Linked DNA regions of Homo sapiens: region 2 is linked to region 1. Evidence: chromatin loops called from intact Hi-C (ENCODE). Cell type or tissue: gastrocnemius medialis. All regions are shown on one strand. Each heading gives the region's core, and the rest is flanking DNA. Links, peaks and the distances in the headings are about the cores only.

Region 1 (9,554 bases), core at 3,080-5,579:
CTACCTTGCTGTCTCCATCAAGTTATTTACTGACTCCAAATTCTCAAGAAGTTCAAGTCCACTTCCCCTCCCGCTTTTTTTAGAGGCAGGGTTTTCCTGTCACCCAGGCTGGAGAGCAGTGGCACGATTATAGCTCACTGCAGCCTCAAACTCCTGGACTCAAGAGAGCCTCCCACCTCAGCCTCCTGAGTAGCTAGGACTGCAGGCATGCACCCTCATGACTGGCCTGCTTATTTATTTATTTATTTATTTATTTATTTATTTATTTATTTATTTATTTATTTTAGAGACACGGTCTCACTATGTTGCCCAGACCAGTCTCAAACTCCTGGCCTCAAGCAATCCTCCTGCCTCAGACTCCCGAATGTTACATCTTAACGCATGTAAAACTCAATGAGAATGCTCAGTGAGGGTGGCATCAACTCACCCCATAACAGATCCTGGCTACCTCGGGCATTCATCCTCCCACCTGGTCAACTGGAATGGCCCAAGGAACCCCTCCCTCAGCCCCCACCCCACCATCCCCTCCTACTTGGCGCTCCCCTCTCTCAACCTTCCCAACACTAATCTCCGGCCCTCCTCCCCACCATCTTTTCTCTGATTCCTGAGTGAAGGTGGCCCTGAATCATGGCCCCAAGGCCCTCTGTCACCCTCGGCACATCTGGCAAGGTCTTGGCTACAGTTCTCACCTCCGTGAAGACGACAGTGCTCAAGCCCTCACCTCTAGCCCAGACCTGTCTTGAATCTCAGTCCCACATCTCTAACTGCCTTCTAGAAAACTCTACTGGGATACCCCGCTGTGCCTACCAACAGATCCTGACCCTCACAACCCCATCTTATGTCGCACTAGGCTGTAAGCTCACAAGAGCACGGCACCCACCCTCCATCCCATCACAGAGCCAGGGGGATCCAAGACTGCTCAGTGCCCCCAAAATGACCTCCTCCTCTTGGCTCACAAGTCGTGTCCACTGCCCCGTGGTCCAAAGGCTCCATACCATCTAAGAGGCCTTCTACAGCAGACGCCCCAGTTCCCTGTCATCCTTGCTAATCTAACTCATGCAGAGTCAGACTACATTCCCTGAAGCAAAGACAGGGACTCAACATGCAGAGTGGAAATCCACAGCTGGGGCAAAGGCATGGACCCACCCAGCCTTCAATGAGAGCGCTCAGTGAGGATACAATGTCCACACGGTCCCAGGTGATTGCCCACGGGCCCCTTCACGATGCACAACCGCGAATGGCTTGTACTTGTTGTGGGCCTGACGCTCTGGGGTGCACACAGCATAGACCGTCTCATCCTTAAGGCCCCCAAGACAGATACCATTATCTAATTTTACGGATGAGGAAATGGATCCCGAAAATTTAAGCAACTTGTTCAAGATCACAGAACTAACAAGTGCAAAGGTTTGAACCCTGGTCCGTCCAATGGCAGAGCTGAGCCTGTACCCACTTTAGCATACAGGCCTGCATCCAGTGATCCAGTGGGAAGACTGAATAAAGAAAACCAGGAACCCCAAACAGCACACAACCCGTATAAGCTGACTGGGAAGCACAACCAGGGCAGTGTCCGCCCAGCCACCGCAACACTGACAACCAAAACAGTAAAACTGCCCACTAAGAGCTAAGTGCTAAAACCAATCACATCAGATTATGGCAGAGCCACCACAGTCTGTCCTCAACCTCAACAAACAACTTCCAAGATCCAACGTGAGGACAAGGAGAAATAGAACTTTAGACTTGATGGGGAAACAAAGGGTTTGAGGACCCAAGGTTTCAAAGGAACCTAAGAAAGCCCTTGGAAATTGTGCATTTCCTAAAACCCAATACTAAACACAGGACCCTCAATGAAGGGATGAGCAGTCATATCACCTTGTACTGACAGGTGATTTTTCACCCGTTTACTATTCCCACTCAAAATAAACCTGGGTAGCTCTCCCTTCCTTGCAACTGGAAAGCAATGCTGGTGAATTTGCTTTGCTCAGGTATAGACACCACATACTCCCAGAGGAACCACGCATGGTCCCCAGTCCTCATTTGCTTGTCTGGGGTCTCCTCTTGCAACCTGGGGTGCTGTCCCCTTCTGTGAATGGCTCTGTCACCCAAGAAAAGCAACTCCAAAACTCCTCCCTAAACCACAGAGTTATCTCTTCCAAGATTCAAGAGAACTCCTTTCAGGGTTCCCCCTTCTTTGCTCCTTTCTCCCTCCCAACACTCAGCTGCAGAAAGCATCCTCTCCCAGCCAGTGCCTTTGCCTTCTCTAACTATCCCCACTGTCAGTGACTGCAAAGGCACCAGCGTGTTCAAAGATGACAAAAGTCTCCTAAGGTGAGGAGCCCTCCATGTGGGAAGTCTCCATTAAAAGACGAAGTGGCTCCAGAATGAGAGGGAATGTCAGAATATCTCTAAGGAAGGAAGATGTCCCTCAGAAGGGACAAAAGGCAGAAACAGAGCAAAAGGAATGGAGTCTCAGGAGAAATGGTGGCGGTGGCCACCTGGGCAGGCAGGCAGAGTCTTGGCACCAGTCGGCCCCACACCTCCCATGGAAATGGGGCATCAGGACAGAAGGGACTTGATGCAACCTGGCGTCCCAATCAGGCTACCCATTCCCCTGGCTCTGAGTCCAACATCCTGACACAGTCCTGGAATAATGTTTCTCCCTATGCCATGTCCTGCCCCTGTGCGCAGCCCCTGGGCTGTCCCAGCTCACAAGCCCCCTGACAGCATCGTTACTGCAGAGAAGGGAAATGCTGGCTGACGCCGGCACACGTCATCTCCAGAGAGTGCATTCGACATCAGCTGGAGCTCGGGTCCCATCAGCAGTGAGAAGATGGAGCTGACTCTGCGAGCTGACAGCCGGGTGTGGGACCACAGGAAATCTGCAAGGACTCTAGAGGCTGATGGGGAGCTACGTTCCCTGGACACACTTGCTACAGAAAGCCCAGAAGAGCAGGAAGAGCTCTGGGTTCTCTAAGACCAAAGCCCAACATGCACGAAAAAGGAGACCCGGATGTCTGATGGTTCAGGAGGCCCAGCTAAGCGGCAAAGGAGCTGACCCGGATGTCTGATGGTTCAGGGGGCCCAGCTAAGCGGCAAAGGAGCTGCCAAAACAATCAGACCACCTACTGCAAGCACCTCACGGTTCCACAATAATTCAAGAACCCAACTACAAGACCCCTCCATGGGGAACGGGACAAGGTGAGCAGGAAATTGATTCATGAGACAGAGCCTGTGAACACACATTCAAAACTCCCCAGGGGTCCTAGACACATCCTGGGACCACCTGCTCTCTCCCAGCCCCTGCCCCTCCTCAGATGACCTGCCTGCATCTACACTGCCGCTGAACAGGCATCAGCAAGGTCACCAACCCCGTAACCTTTGGCTATTTGGACCATGGATGGTCTAGAAATGCAGGACTTCGGTGGCCTGGCCTGCAAACATGAGCTAGGCCTACGAGATTGTCACTTTTAGGGGACCTCAACTGAGACCCATGAGAAATTCCAGTTGGTATGGAAGGTCATGTGACTGAGGCATGGTGTGGGCCAAGGAGGGCATGAGAATGAACAGGGAGCAAAGACGGACTAGAAAAGGCCGGGCACGGTGGCTCATGCCTATAATCCCAGCAACTGTGGGAGGCCAAGGAGGTGGATCACGTGAGGTCAGGAGTTTGAGATCAGTCTGGCCAACATGGCGAAACGCCATCTCTACTAAAAATACAAAAAGAATTTAGCCGGGCATGGTGGTGCATGCCTGTAATCCCAGCTAATCTGGAAGCTGAGGCAGGAGAATCACTTGAACCCAGAAGGCGGAGGTTGCAGTGAGCCAAGATCATGCCATTGCACTCCAGCCTGGGTGACAGAGTGAGACTCCACCTCAAAAAAAAAAAAAAAAAAAAAAAAAAGATGGACTAGGAAAAGAAGAGGTGGGCAGACCCCCATCAGGAAGTGGAGGGAGGCCACATAAGAAAGATGACAGCACCCCACCAAGTCAGGAAAGCCCCCTCCATGCCAACGCCCCAGCTCCTGGGCCATGGACAAGATGTCCCTGAAGCTCTCACCAGGGGCCTTGGCATGTGCCTGGCACCTTCCCCAGATTAACTCAAGGCGCCTTCACTGTGGATCTCAAAGGTAGCTGATATAATCACACCCCCCACTCTCACAGGACTGTGCTCAAGAGCAGATGAGTTCATCAGGGTCAGCCACACTGCAGTGCAGGGCTCCTTTGGCTTTGCAAATGCTGGCTCTCATTGTCACTGTCATCCCCATTTTCCAGATGAGGACACAGCAACTGACAGACAGGAAGCACTCAGCCTCATTTAACAGCCAGGAATGCTGACGCTCAGAGCAGTAATGCACTCAGGCTTACTCAACTTTCTAGAGCTAGTACTGCATCTGACTGGCCCCGTCCTGCTGCCAGTGACTGTCCCCGCCCTGCCTCTGTGCTTCAGCTAGTTTGAGTAGGTTTATGCTCCCTGCCAAGTGACAGGAAGAATCTACACCCCAGTTCAGAATTTCAACAGCTTCCTGAGTGATTAGTGGGCTCCAGTCATAATTTCCTAAATCTGGGCCCAGAGAAGGCACATTCACTTCCTAAGAAAACGAGGAGGCGCCTAAGAAGGTTGGGCCAAGTCTTCTCTGACCCAGCGGTGTTCTGAGGGCAGGGACAGCAACTGGGCACTTCTCTGAGCCAGATGCTGTGCCAGCTGCATTACACTGCACCCCACAGGCCAGCTGGGATCAACCACGTCCTCCCCATGACCTGCACTAAAGAAAACAATAACAAACCACACGGGCACGTGCTCAACCGTGTGGAATGGTGCAAAAATGCTTACCCATACCAGAGACATATTTATTTATTTATTTATTTATTTATTTATTTATTTATTTATTTTGAGACAGAGTCTCACTGTCACACAGGGTGGTGTACAGTGCCACGATATCGGCTCACTGCAACCTCCACCTCCCGGGTTCAAGCAATTCTCCTGCCTCAGCCTCGTGAGTAGCTGGGACTACAGGCACACACCACCATACCCAGCTAATTTTTGTATTTTTAGTAGAGACAGGGCTTCACCATGTTGGCCAGGCTGGTCTCAAACTCCTGACCTCAGGTGATCCACCCGCCTCGGCTTCACAAAGTGCTGGGATTACAGGCATGAGATATCGCACCCAGCCCAGAAACAGCTTTTAACCAAGCTACTTCCTGATCCCCAAGCACTTTTCTGCACAGGGTGGCAGGGCCTTTACAGACAGGGGTTCAGTTACCTTCTTGCATCTCCAAAGAGGCAAAATCGTGGTCACTATTTGTGGTCAGCTTTTAAACGACCAAGTTCAACGGGCCACTGGTAAGGGAGAAAAACAGGCCTGCAGGCCCTGGTGACTTGCCAGCTGGTTCAGCCCAACACTCACTCCACGGAGAGCACCTCAGGATACCCAGGTTCAGGGAGAGAAGCCAAGCCCTCTCTCACTTCTGCATCTCAGTGAGCTCCCCCTGGCCCTGAACCACACCCCGACTCCCGTGCCTCCCGGCTCCCATTCCTACCTGTCCAGGGAACTCAGACATTCCTGCTGGTTCTCGAAGCCAAAGCTCTTATTGGAGGAAAGGAGTAATCGGGAGACACCCACCTGCTGGGCTGTAGGAGCCCACGCCACTGACAGGGAAGAGGATGTCGGAGTCATTGTGCAGCACCTTCAGCGGAGCCCAGCTGTGCATCTGGGAGAGGCAGGTGTTCCCTTCCAGTGGCCTAAGGTGAAAGAATACAGCTGCAGGACAGGCCAAAGAGCCCACAGGCCGCATGACTCACCAACAAGCATCCACAGCACCCTCCTGAGAACTAACCAGGCCAAGGCAGGGCTGAGAACAGAAGGAGGTGTGGGCTGGGAGGTAGAGCGTGGAGTCCAGATCCAGACCTCTTGCATTTGTTCTCTCAACCAGTGTTTACTGAGCACCTATTATATGCCAGGCACTGTGCTCCCTACTGGTGGCAAAAGAGCCAGTGAATACTGTTGATCCTGCCCTGAGGGAGCCTGCAGTCTGTTGGGGGGCATGAACATGAACCAAATAATCCTGCAAGAAGCTGTAAATGGCATCTCAGATTGTGGAGAAAGCTCATTCCAGGAAGGTCATGGAAGGCTGCCTGGAAGAAGCAGGGCTTGAGGAGGGGAGCTGGAGGAAGCCCAAGCCACCGAGTGAAGAGGAGGGACAAAGGCTTGGGGAAGGGGACAGCACATGCATCACAGGCCATCTGCTCCACGTTCCGAAATGACAGCAGCCACCTGACCTAGGGCTAGCGTTGCTCCGCCTCGCTGCATCTGAGCCCCTCGTGGGTAAAAGGACAGAATCAGACCAGTCACGTCTGGGTCCCTTCCAAGAAAGGGAGTCGGCTCAATTATTAACCATGCTCATATGATCTGTTATACTGTCACCTTACCCACAAAGTACAAATCTCTAATGCGTGCCATCTTCGAAACGCCAGGCAGTGTGGTTGGGTTTGTTTGGGAGTAATTGCCCCTGCAGCACTTGCCTCTGAGCAATCAAGAAATGTTAATAAATACCTGGAGGTATTTTTGCAGTATAGCCGTCCCCCAGTATCTGCATTACATCTGTATCAACCGTTTCAAAAAACCCCTGCAAATCTGAGGATGCTCAAAGTCCCTTGTTTTGTTTTAGAGTTGGAGTCTTGCTCTGTTGTCCACACTGGAGTACAGTGGCACAATCATAGTTCACTGCAACCTTGAGCTCTTGGGATTTGGCAGAGCCTCCTGCCTCAGCATCCCGAGGAGTTTGGACTACAGGTGTGAGCCACCATACCCGGCTAATTTTTTGTTTTGTTTTGTTTTTTTGTGAAAACAGGGTCTCCCTATGTTGTCCAGGCTGGTCTCAAAATCCTAGCCTCAAGCGATCCTCCTGCTTCAGCCTCCCCAAGTGCTAGGATTACAGGCATAAGACACCTCGCCTAGCCTGAAGTCCCTGATGTAAAACGGTGTAGTATTTGCATAAGCACATCCTCCCACATATGTACTTTACATCATCTCTAGATTGCTTATGATACCTAATACAATCCAAATGCTATGTAAATAGTTGTTATACTGTATTTTTATTGTATTATTTTTATTGGTTTTTTTTTGGTAATATTTTTGATCCACAGTTGGTTGAAACCATAGATGCGGAACTCACGGATGCAGAGTCCATGGATGCAGAGAGCCAGCTGTACTGTAAGGTTTAAACATCATTCTGTATCTCAGTAGATAAAGAAGACCAAAGCAGATCATAATCATACCTACTTAAGAAGGGAAGTGCGGGGGCAGACAAAGGGAAGGGAGGCAAAAGAAGAAAAAGTGTGTGGCTTGTCCAAGGCCATCAGCACTAAGCAACAGAACCAAGGCTGTGGGACTGGAGCCCAGGTCTTCCAAACTCAAGTGCACCGAGTCGTCTCCTGCCCACAAGTGACATTACTTATATAGTTTGTCTTTATGTTAGAGCTACTCTAAAATCAACAAATATTTTCTGTAATAGACCAGAGAGTACATATTTCAGGCTTCATGACACAGTCTTCTTTCTTGGTGTCTCTTAATAACTCTTTAAAAATGTAACAACTGTTCACTGCTTGGGGGCGGGTTTGGTCCGCAGGCAGGGATTGCCAGCTCCTATTTTAGAGGCTTGTCAGGTAGAAGTCTCCTTTCAGCCCTCTCTAGCTTTTGGCCAGACATGTGGCACAGAGTGAGAAGCACAGGAGGAAATAATCCTAGCAGAATTTTGCAAGACAGATCATTCAACCATGCCCATACCACAATGAGGCTTTCAGACAGCAGGGTGGGGGCAAAAGAAGAGCCGCTCCCGCGACTGTCCTGGCAGGAGCCCAACCTGGGGGAGAACCAGATGACCTTGGCTGTGCCTCTGGAATCTGTCAAGAGGCGCCCTCCTGAGGCTCTGACCTGGCCACTGGTGACCACGGAGCCGGCACCCAGAGGTGGTCAGGGGCGCCCTTTCAGGAGAAGGCAGCAAAAGCAGACAGTCCTTTCTAGGCCACTCCACTGCCTCAGGGCAGGTGCGATGTTCTGCTGGTTTCTAAGATAATTCTTGACCCTTCCCCGCAACATATGCAAGTACAAGGTGAAGCCAGGCCCCAAGAGGATGAGGTTCCAAACCCGAGAAGTGAGCCCCAAGGACCACCGCCTCAAAATGAGTTACATTAAAGATTGCTGGCCAGGCCAGTGGCTCACATTTATAATTCCGGTACTTTGGGAGGCCGAGGCAGAAGGATCACTTGAGCCCAAGAGTTCGAGCCCTGTCTCTACAAAAAATTTAAAAATTAGCCAGGTATGGTATTGCACACCTGTAGACCCAGCTACTGGAGGGGCTGAGGTGGGAGGATCCCTTGAGCCTGGGAGGTCGAGGGCTGCAGTGAGCTGAGATCATACCACTTCCTCCAGCCTGGGCCACAGAGAAAAAAAAAAAAAAAAAAAAAAAAAAACCCAGGCCGGGTGCTGTGGCTCACACCTGTAATCCCAACACTTTGGGAGGCCGTGGCGGGTAGATCACCTGAGGTCAGGAGTTCAAGACCAGCCTGGCCAACATGGTGAAACCCCGTCTCTACTAAAAATACAAAACTTAGCAGGGCGTGGTGGTGGGTGCTTGTAATCCCAGCTACTTGGAAGGGTGAGGCAGGAGAATCACTTGAACTCGAGAGGCGGAGGTTGCAGTGAGCTGAGATCCCGCCACTGCACTCCAGCCTGGGTGACAGAGCGAGACTCCATCTCAAAAAAAAAAAAAAAACCAAAAACCAAAAAAAAAAACACCAGTGGGCCCCAAGGGCTACTGCCTCAAAATGAGTGACATTAAAGATTCCTGAAGCTGACACTGCCTCAGTATCTGGTGCCTTGATTGGCTTAAAACCACTCATTATTACAACTGTTGCTCCTCAGCAAGACAATTAACACACGTTATTTGAAAACTTAGAAAATGCCCAAAAGAAGAGAGAGAAAAAATAAACCACCCAACAGCCACATTATCCAAAACATTACTGTGTCAGACTCAGTTTCCCACATGTCTTTTTTTCTTTCCTGCTGTGCGGACTATTCTTTACACAGTTGTAATGAAGCAAAATGTTGAGTTTTTTATCTTGTTTTTTCCATTCAATATTAACTCATTAGGCCAGGCATGATGGCTCACACCTGTAATCCCAGCACTTTGGGAGGCCAAGGTGGGCAGATCACCTGAGGTCAGGAGTTTTGAGACCAGCCTGGCCAACATGGTGAAACCCCATCTCTACTAAAAATACAAAAAATTAACCGGGAGTGGTGGTGGTCACCTATAATCCCAGCTACTTGGGAGGCTGAGGCAGGAGAATCGCTTGAACACAGGAGGCAGGGATTGCAGTGAGCCAAGATTGTGCCACTGTACTCCAGCCTGAGTGACAGAGCGAGAACCCAGCTCAAAAAAAAATATATATATAAAATATATATATATATGTATATGTATGTATATATGTACTCATTAGCTCAGCTTCATAACACTAGACACTCTTAAACATCATTTGAGATGTTTGAGATCCTAAATGT
Region 2 (9,554 bases), core at 3,035-5,534, 110 kb after region 1:
GGTCTTGCTCTGCTGCCCAGACAAGTCTTGAATTCCTGGCCTCAAGCTATTCTCCCACTTCAGCCTCCCAAAGTGCTGGGATTACAGGTGTGAGCCACTGTGCCTGGCTAGGAGCATGATTTTGAAACAAAGATTTTTTTTTAAGTTTTATGAGACAGGTGCTGATGTAATCACATCACCAAAAGAGTGCTGTGTTTGCCCTTGCGTGACATAGAAGGAACAGTGAGGAATCCAGTACTCACACCAGCCTCAAGCTTCACTTGTCACTCACAGCTCTAAGGAAGCAAAGTGGTGCTGGAAACTCCCAAAGCCATTAAAGCTGCTTCTGCCACGGCCCGAGCCCCAGCACCAAATGCTTGGCTGCCCATTCACAGAGGCAAGAGCCATACAGGGGCAAACTAAACCCCTCTACGAGCTCCCCCTGCAGAGCCCCACTTTGGCAAACAGACATTCCTGACTTCTAGATCCACTGGTTGGTGACTCCTCTGGTCCCACTCCCAGATCTTCACCTCCCGAGATCCTGCAATAATTGTGCAAAGTCTCATTCCTTCCCTTATCCCGTAACACTCACCCATGGTAGCTCAGCTCCCCAAACCAACCCTGATTGTTACCACCTCTTTAACCTTAATATTTTCAACCTACAGGCTTTCTTATTTTACTTTGTTTTTGAGACAGGGTCTCACTCTGTTACCCAGGCAGGAGTGCAGTGGTGAGATCAAAGCTCACTGCAGCCTCAACCTCCCCGGCCCAAGTGATCATCCCACTTCAGTCCCCTGAGTAGCCGGGACTGCAGGCACATGCCATCTTGCCTGGCTAGGTTTTTTATTTAACTTTATTTTTTGCAAAGATGGGGGTCTTGCTGTGTTGCCCAGGCTGGTCTCAAACTCCTAGACTCAAGCCATCCACCCCACTTGGCCTCCCAAAGTGCTAGGATTATAGGCATGAGCCACCATGCCTGGCCTAGGATTTTTTTTTTTTTTTTTAACGGAGTCTCGCTCTGTCATCCAGGCTGGACTGTAGTGGCGTGATCTGGGCTCACTGCAACCTCCGCCTCCTGGGTTCAAGCACGTCTCCTGCCTCAGCCTTCCTGAGTAGCTGGGATTACAGGCACCCACCCACCACGCCCAGCTTAATTTTGTATTTTTAGTAGAGGTGAGGTTTTGCTATGTTGGCCAGGCTAGTCTTGAACTCCTGACCTCAGGTGATCTGCCCGCCACAGTCTCCCAAAGTGTTGGAATTACAGGAGTGAGCCACCGCACCCAGCCAGCATTTTCACTGTGTACTGGGCCCCACAAGTTAAGTAGTCAGTCCTGAGTGACTCAATAAAGACAATGTTAGAAAGTTCTCATCATAGGATTTGGATTTGTGTCAGGTTATTTGGGGAGAGTTTGCAAAAACACGGCTTAGCTGATGTTGGCAGGATGTGTGGGGGATTCTGTAATTGGGGAATATCTAAGTATCAGTAGAATTCTCCAGAGAAATAGAACCAAAAGGAGATACAGAGCTAGAGACAGAGATTTACTTTAAGGAATTGCTTCATGCAATTGTAGGAGCTGGCAAGTCCAAACTCCGCAGGGCAGGCCAGCAGACTGAAAATCCACGTAAGAGTGGATGTTGCAGTACTGAGTTTGAAATCCACAGGGCAAGCCAGGCAGGCCAGACACTCAGAGAGGGTGTCTGTGTTTCAGTCTTGAGGCTGAATTCCTTCTTTTTCAGGAAATCTTGGTCTTTGCTTTTTAGGCCTTCAACTGATTGGATGAAGCCCACGCACATTATGAAGGGCAGTGTCCTTTATTCAAAGTCTACTGATTTAAGGGCCAGGCACGGTGGCTCAGGTCTGTAATCCCAGCACTTTGGGAGGCTGAGGCGGGCAGACCATTTGAGGTTAGGAGTTCAAGACCAGCCTGGCCAACATGGTGAAACCCCGTCTGTACAAAAAATACAAAAGTTGGTAGGGCACGGTGGTTCACAAGGTCCCAGCACTTTGGGAGGCCGAGGCAGGTGGGTCACGAGGTCAGGAGATGGAGACCATCCTGGCTAACGTGGTGAAACCCTGTCTCTACTAAAAGTATAAAACTTAGCCGGGCGTGGTGTCACACGCCTGTAGTCCCAGCTACTCGGGAGGCTGAGGCAGGAGAATCGCTTGAACCCAAGAGGCGGAGGTTGCAGTGAACCGAGATCACACCACTGCACTCCAGCCTGGGCGACAGAGTGAGACTCCATCTCAAAAAAAAAAAAAAAAAGAAAAAGTTAGACAGGTGTGGTGGCACATACCTGTAATCCCAGCCACTTGGAGGCTGAGGCAGGAGAATCGCTTGAACCCCAAGCAGTGGAGACTACAGTAAGCTGAGATCGCACCAATGCACTCCAGCCTCGGTGACAGAGTGAGACTCCATCTCAAAAGAAGAAGAAGAATTAATTAATTAATTAAAAATAAAAATAATAGCCATCTTGGCAACAATTGGTGCTGCCTAAATGAGGAGGCAGGGCCAGCTGTGGAGCCCTCCTGGGGGCCTGGTCAGCAGGGTACCTGTCCTCCACCCCCTAGTGCCTGGTACCCCTGGGGTGAAGCCAACTGAGCATGGAGAGTGAGAGCCTGCCAAGAGCAAAAGAGGTTTTCAGGAGGGGACCTCAAGAAGCCTGGTTCCAATGCCAGCATGAGCATCTGGTTCTCAGTCAGTGTTCCTCCTGGGCATTCTGCAGGAGATCATTTCTTTTCTTTTCTTTTCTTTTGAGACAGAGTCTCACTGTGTTCCCCAGGCTGGAGTGCAGTGGTGCGATCTCAGCTCACTGCAACCTCCACCTCCTGAGTTCAAGCGATTCTCCTGCCTCAGCCTCCTAAGTAGCTAGGACTACAGGTGCCTGCCACCACGCCCAGCTAATTTTTGTATTTTTAATAGAGATGGGGTTTCACCATGTTGGTCAGGCTGGTCTCAAACTCCTGACCTCAGGTGATCTGCCCGCCTCAGCCTCCCAAAGCGCTGAAATTACAGGCGTGAGCCACTGCTCCCGGCAAGAGATCATTTCTCATCCAGATGGCTACTGAGAGCGGGACTCCAGAGAGTGTTCATTTTTTAGTGCAATGTGGGAACCAGGCCTTTAACCCACCCTGTGGGCTTTCCACTAAGAGCCCACAGAGCCAGGTTCAAGGCTTGGTTCTCCCACTTACAGGGCTTGAGCAATTCAGTTTCCCTGCCTGAGTGTTGGTGACCTGTGCTGTGAAATAGAGAGAGACACCTACGACCTGCTGTCAGAGCCCATCAAGGTAAGATCACAAGAGGGAGGTGCCCATCAACATGGGTCTTGTTCATGGAAGAGGCGCAGAGGAAAGATTCATGCATGATTAATGACTGGCGGCAATTTCCTGCCTGCCTTTGGAATGAATCAAAAATAAGTGAAAACGTGTGGCTGAGGCAAAACATTTGGGTCTTCGGGAACTCTGCAGTGGACCAGAGGAGGCCTGGGGCTGGCTGAGTCATCTAAGTGGGTGACCGGTTTTTTCCTGTTTGCAAAACGAGAGTCAAGTTCCAGAGGGGATACGTGGAGTGGGATTAAACGTTTCTCTCCAAGCATCCTCCCAGTGGAAGGCTTCCCAAGAAGCATCATTGGGTAACTTTCCATTGCCACTATCTGCAAGAGGTGGGAGGAGGAGTGGCAAATTTCTTTTTTCTTTTCTTTTTTTTTTTTTGAGACAGTGTCTTGCTCTGTCACCCAGGTTGGAGTCCAGTGGTACGATCTCAGCTCACTGCAACCTCTGCCTCTCAGGTTCAAGCAATTCTCCTGCCTCAGCCACCCAAGTAGCTAGCTGGGAATAAAGGGGCGTGCCACCATGCCTGGCTATTTTTAGGTTTTTTTGTATTTTTAGTAGAGACAGGGTTTCACCATGTTGGCCAGGGTGGTTTCGATCTTCTGACCTTATGATCCACCTGCCTCAGCCTCCCAAAGTGCTGGGATTACAGGCGTGAGCCACCACGCCTGGCCAGAATGGCAAATTTCTTATCCAAAGATAGTCTCTCTCTAAATCCCGAAACCTTTTTTTTTTTTTTTTTTTTTTTGACACAGAGTTTCACTCGGTCACCTAGGCTAGAGTACAGTGGTACCATCTTGGTTCACTGCAAACCCCGCCTCCCAGGTTCAAGTGATTCTCATGCCTCACCCTCCAGAGTAGCTGGGATTATAGGCATGTGCCACGACGGCCAGCTAATTTTTGTATTTTTAGTAGAGATGGGGTTTCACCACGTTGGCCAGGCTGGTCTCGGACTCCTGGCCTCAATCCACCATGCTGGGATTATAGGTGTGAGCCACCGCGCCCAGCCTAAATTCTGAAATCTTTATAGATGAAATGGATTACTTCAAAATAATACAGGAGAGGCAGATGTAGGTACGTGTATAGATTATACCAGGTCAGCCTGATTTGATGGGTGATGGATATGTGAGGGATTTATTTTTAATCAATAAAAGTTTGTTGTTTTTAAATAGCAAAAAGTATTTTTTTTTTTTTGAGACAGAGTCTTGCTCTGTTGCCCAGGCTGGAGTGCAGTGGTGTGATCTCAGCTCACTGCAAGCTCTGCCTCCCGGGTTCACACCATTCTCCTGCCTCAGCCTCCCGAGTAGCTGGGACTACAGGCTCCTGCCACCACACCTGGCTAATTTTTTTGTATTTTTAGTAGAGATAGGGTTTCACCGTGTTAGCCAGGATGGTCTTGATCTCCTGACCTCGTGATCCTACCGCCTCGGCCTCCCAAAGTGCTGGGATTAGAGGCGTGAGCCACCACAGCCAGCCTAGCAAAAAGTTATTTTAAATATAATATCCAATACTCAATATGTATCGAGTCTTTTTTCTTCTTAAAAAAAATTTTATTTCTCAATTATACATAAAAGCGTCTTTTTAAAGTTAACATTCTTTTTTTTCTTTCTTTTTTTTTTTTTTAAAGACAGAGTCTTACTCTGTCACCCAGGCTGGAGTGCAGTGGTGCAATCATAACTCACTGTAACCTTAAACTCCTGGGTTCAAGTGATTCTTCTGCCTCAGCCTCCCCAGTAGCTGGGATTATAGGCTTGCAACCACGACCGGCTAATTTTTTTTCAGAGATGGGGTCTCGCTACATTGCCCAGGCTGGTCTCAAACTTCTGGTCTCAAGTGATCCTCCCACCTCACTCTCCCAAACTGTTGGGATTACAGGCATTAGCCACCATGCCTGGCCTAAAATTAATATTTTTTAACCAAGCAATTCCACGTTTAGGAATTTTGCATGAAAGAGATACAAAGCAGATTACTAGAAAGAGCTGGGTTTTTAACTGCAAAAAAAAATTGGAAATAACCAAAATGCCTATTAATAAAAGACTGCTTAACATTTATACTATAATTTTAAAATTATAGTATGCCTATTCAATAGAATGCTAGGCACTGTTTACCAAAAAAAGATGATATGAGGCTGGGCGTGGTGGCTCATGCCTGTAATCCCAGGACTTTGGGAGGCCAAGGCGGGCAAATCACTTGAGGTCAGGAGTTGGAGACTAGCCTGGCCAACGTGGTGAAATCCCGTCTCTACTAAAAATACAAAAATTAGCCAGGCATGTTAGTGTGCGCCTGTAATCCCAGCTACTCAGGAGGTTGAGGCAGGAGAATCGTGCCACTGCATTCCAGCCCAGACCACAGAGAAAGGCTCCGTCTCAAAAAAAAAAAAAAAAAAAAATTAAAGTAAATAAAAGGATGATCTGAAAGCAAAAAATAAACTAAGAAAAATAGTTGTATCTCAGGCCAGGCACAGTGGCTCATGCCTGTAATCCTGGCACTTTGAGAAGCCAAGGTGGGTGAATCACGAGGTCAGGAGATTGAGACCATCCTGGCTAACATGGGGAAACTCCGTCTCTATTAAAAATACAAAAAGTTAACCAGGCATGGTGGCATGCACCTGTAGTCTCAGCTACTCGAGAGGCTGAGGCAGGAGAATCGCTTGAACCTGGGAACCTGGGAGGCGGAGGTTGCAGTGAGCCAAGATTGCTCCACTGCACTCCACCCTGAGCAACAGAGCAAGACTCCGTCTCAAGAAAACAAAAACAAAACCAAAAACAAACAAACAAAAAACCCAAAAATTAGCCGGGCGTGGTGGCAGGTGCCTGTAATCCCAGCTACTTGTGAGGCTGAGGCAGGAGAATCACTTGAACCCAGGAAGCGGAGGTTGCAGTGAGCCAACATTGCGCCACTGCACTCCAGGCTGAGCAACAAAGTGAGACTCCACCTTGAAAAAAAATACAGAATGAATTAGGGTTTTCAATGCAGCACTGAAGTCCTCCAAGTCCGTCAAATGGTTAAATAAATTTGATGGAATGAATTCAGCAGAGACCTGAACAGGGACCAGAAGCGACCATGAGAACATGAGCACTCTAGTGCTCTTGACCTTGAGAATCCACAGGGAATACACTTGGGGTTCAAGTCAGTCTTTTTAGAATCCAAGGGGCAGAGAGATCCCAAATAGCATCTGGGCACATGTAAACATTGAAGTAGATTTTTATGTTCTAACAAAGAAAGATGGCGATAAGGGCCAGGCACGGTGGCTGACACCTGTAATCCCAGCACTTTGGGAGGCCGAGGCGGGTGGATTACCTGAGGTCAGGCATTCGAGACCAGCCTGGCCAACATTGCAAAACCCTATCTCTACTAAAAAATGCAAAAATTAGCCAGGCATGGTGGCACGTGCCTGTAGTCCCAACTACTCAGGAGGCTGAGGAAGGAGAATCGCTTGAATCCTGGAGGCAGAGGTTGCAGTGAGCCGAGATTGTGCCACTGCACTTCAGCCTGGGTGACAGAGCAAGACTCTGTCTCAAAAAAAAAAAAAAAAAGAGAAAGAAAGATGGCCGTAGTACACTACTAAGTTTCGGGTGTAGGGGTTAGTCATCGAATATTGTTAAGGTGGGTCCTATTTCCATTTGAAATGTAAATATCATGTACATGACAACAGATTCTTTCATATAGATTCAAGATCAAAACGGCATACCTGCTAAGATAGACTGTTGACTCCAGGGGTTTCTTTTTTTATTTATTTTTATTTTTTATTTTTGAGACGGAGTCTTGCTCTATCATCCAGGCTGGAGTGCAGTGGCGCGATCTCTGCTCACTTCAAGCTCCACCTCCCCGGTTCACACCATTCTCCTGCCTTAGCCTCCCGAGTAGCTGGGACTACAGACGCCCGCCACCACACCCAGCTAATTTTTTTCTTTGTTTTTTTTTTTGTTTTGTTTTTGTTTTTTTTTTTGAGGCAGAGTCTCACTCTGTCGCCCAGGCTGGAGTGCAATGGCTTGGCTCACTGCAAGCGCCGCCTCCTGGGTTCACGCCATTCTCCTGCCTCAGCCTCCCAAGTAGCTGGGACTACAGGCGCCCGCCACTACGCCCGGCTAATTTTTCGTATTTTTAGTAGAGTCGGGGTTTCACCGTGTTAATCAGAATGGTCTCGATCTCCTGACCTTGTGGTCCGCCCGCCTCGGCCTCCCAAAGTGCTGGGATTACAGGCGTGAGCCACCGCGCCCAGCCTCTTTGTATTTTTTAGTAGAGACGGGGTTTCAACCTGTTAGCCAGGATGGTCTTGATCTCCTGACCTCATCATCCGCCCGCCTCGGCCTCCCAAAGTGCTGGGATTACAGGCGTGAGCCACCGCACCTGGCCTACTCCAGGGGTTTCTATCAATACCATAAAAAACCTTTTCCCTTTGACATACTCTGAATTTTGTTGTTTGGGGGCTGGGTGTGTGTGTGTGTGTGTGTGTGTGTGTGTGTGTGTGTGTGTATGTGTATGTGCAGTGTCCATCTGTATCAGTGCCAGTGCCTGCTACATTCCTGGTTCTGTATTGAGGAGAAGGATGTATAAAGAACCATGAAATATTAGCCCTCACTTTGTTTTGAATTCTGAGTAATGTTAATTTTTCTTTTCTTTCTTTTTTTTTTTTTTTTTGAGACAGTCTTGTCTGTCGCCCAGGCTGGAGTGCAGTGGCATGATCTCGGCTCACTGCAAGCTCCGCTTCCCAGGTTCACGCCATTCTCCTGCCTCAGCCTCCCGAGTAGCTGGGACTACAGGTGCCCGCCACTATGCCCGGCTAATTTTTTTTTTTATATATTTTTTAGTAGAGACGGGGTTTCACCGTGTTAGCCAGGATGGTCTCGATCTCCTGACCTTGTGATCCACCCGCCTCGGCCTCTCAAAGTGCTGGGATTACAGGCATGAGCCACTGCGCCCGGCCGAGTAATGTTAATTTTTCTCGAAACTGAATTTTCTTAAAAGAATTTTTTTTCTTTTAGATTTAATGAGGTATTGCTAACTGAAGCCAGTTTGACATAGTGAGAGAGATGTCAAATTGATTTGAAAGGTGTGCAGCCTGATTTAAAACTAAACCCTGAATCCTTTTAAAGAACAATAAAACATATTTTACATGCAAAAAAATCATGTATATATGTTAGTATATGCATAGGAAAAACTAGAAAGAAGAGTGTTAGCCAAGCCATCCAATGTCTTACTTCTCTGTATGTTCTCAGCACCTTCTCAGTTAGATGCTGAGAACATACAGAGAAATAAGAAGTTTTAATGTAAATTCCACGAAGAAAGAGAACTTTTGTTTTGTTCTCTGTTATGTTCCCAGTGTCTGACACATGATATCTACTTGGTAAATATTTATGGGCTGGAAGGGAGAAGGAAGGAAGGGAGGATGAGAGGAGGGAGGGAGCGGTAGAAAAGAGTCCTGGCCCCCAAGTTGTTCACTGTTATTCACAGCCAGGCTTGGAAACAGATGTGTGGGCAGAGTGCAAAGAACATTGGGAGAAAAGGGCTCTGAGTTGGTAGGGACTTTGCATAAACTCTCTCTCGTCCTTATGTTAGCGTCCTCCTTTCCTCAGAAGAGAAGTCATTTGCAAAGTCATCAGGCATGAAGCCCATCTTCAAATTCAAGGCTTAGCGGGCATGGTGGTTCAGGCCTATAACCTCAGCATTTTGGGGGGCTGCAGCAAGAGGATTGCTTGAGCCCATGAGTTCGAGACCAGTCTGGGCAACATAATAAGACCCTATCTCTTAGAAAAAAATTAATTAGGCTAGGCGTGGTGGCTCATGCCTGTAATCCCAGCACCTTGGGAGGCTGAGGTGGGCAGATCACCTGAGGTCAGGAGTTCAAGACAAGCCCAGCCAACAGGACGAAACCCCATCACTACTACTAAAAATATAAAAATTAGCCAGGGGTGGTGGCAGGTGTCTGTAATCCCACCTACTCAGTAGGCTGAGGCAGGAGAATCCCTTGAACCCGGGAGGTGGCTACAATGAGCCAAGATCATGCCACTGCACTGCAGCCTGGGTGACAGAGCGAGACTCCATCTCGGAAAAAATAAAACATAAAAAATAATAATTAAAAAACAAATTCAAGGCTTATGTGGTTGCAGAGAACACTCTTCTTTGAGGACAAATGAGAACCAGATATTCCTGTTAAGTCGGGGGCACAAGTGTTGGCAATGAATATACTGTATCTCCAAAGCAGATAGATCTTAGACAACCAGAATCTCTGGGGAAAGGCCGCATT

Evidence for each region. A loop is a pair of places that touch in the nucleus more often than their neighbours do. Peaks named below come from ENCODE experiments on the same cell type or tissue, not always from the same donor. Only the 100,000 strongest peaks of a DNase experiment are listed, where the experiment ranks them.
Region 2: it touches region 1 in a loop (8-fold over the local background); 66 of 110 quality-filtered maps call a loop at or near these places.

Annotation. Positions count from the first base shown.
Region 1 is chr16:12,057,711-12,067,264 of GRCh38, reverse strand. SNX29 (sorting nexin 29) reads right to left here. Exons shown (of 21, transcript NM_032167.5): 9 at 5,619-5,737. Among named protein-coding and RNA genes, the nearest start is that of SNX29, 86 kb to the right of the region's middle. In gastrocnemius medialis, for the core only: no CTCF peak of the experiment used is centred there; a DNase peak (open chromatin) is centred at 4,414; H3K27ac peaks cover 1,800 bases.
Region 2 is chr16:11,949,855-11,959,408 of GRCh38, reverse strand. It overlaps a transcript of NPIPB2 not described here. Among named protein-coding and RNA genes, the nearest start is that of TNFRSF17, 11 kb to the left of the region's middle. In gastrocnemius medialis, for the core only: no CTCF peak of the experiment used is centred there; no DNase peak of the experiment used is centred there.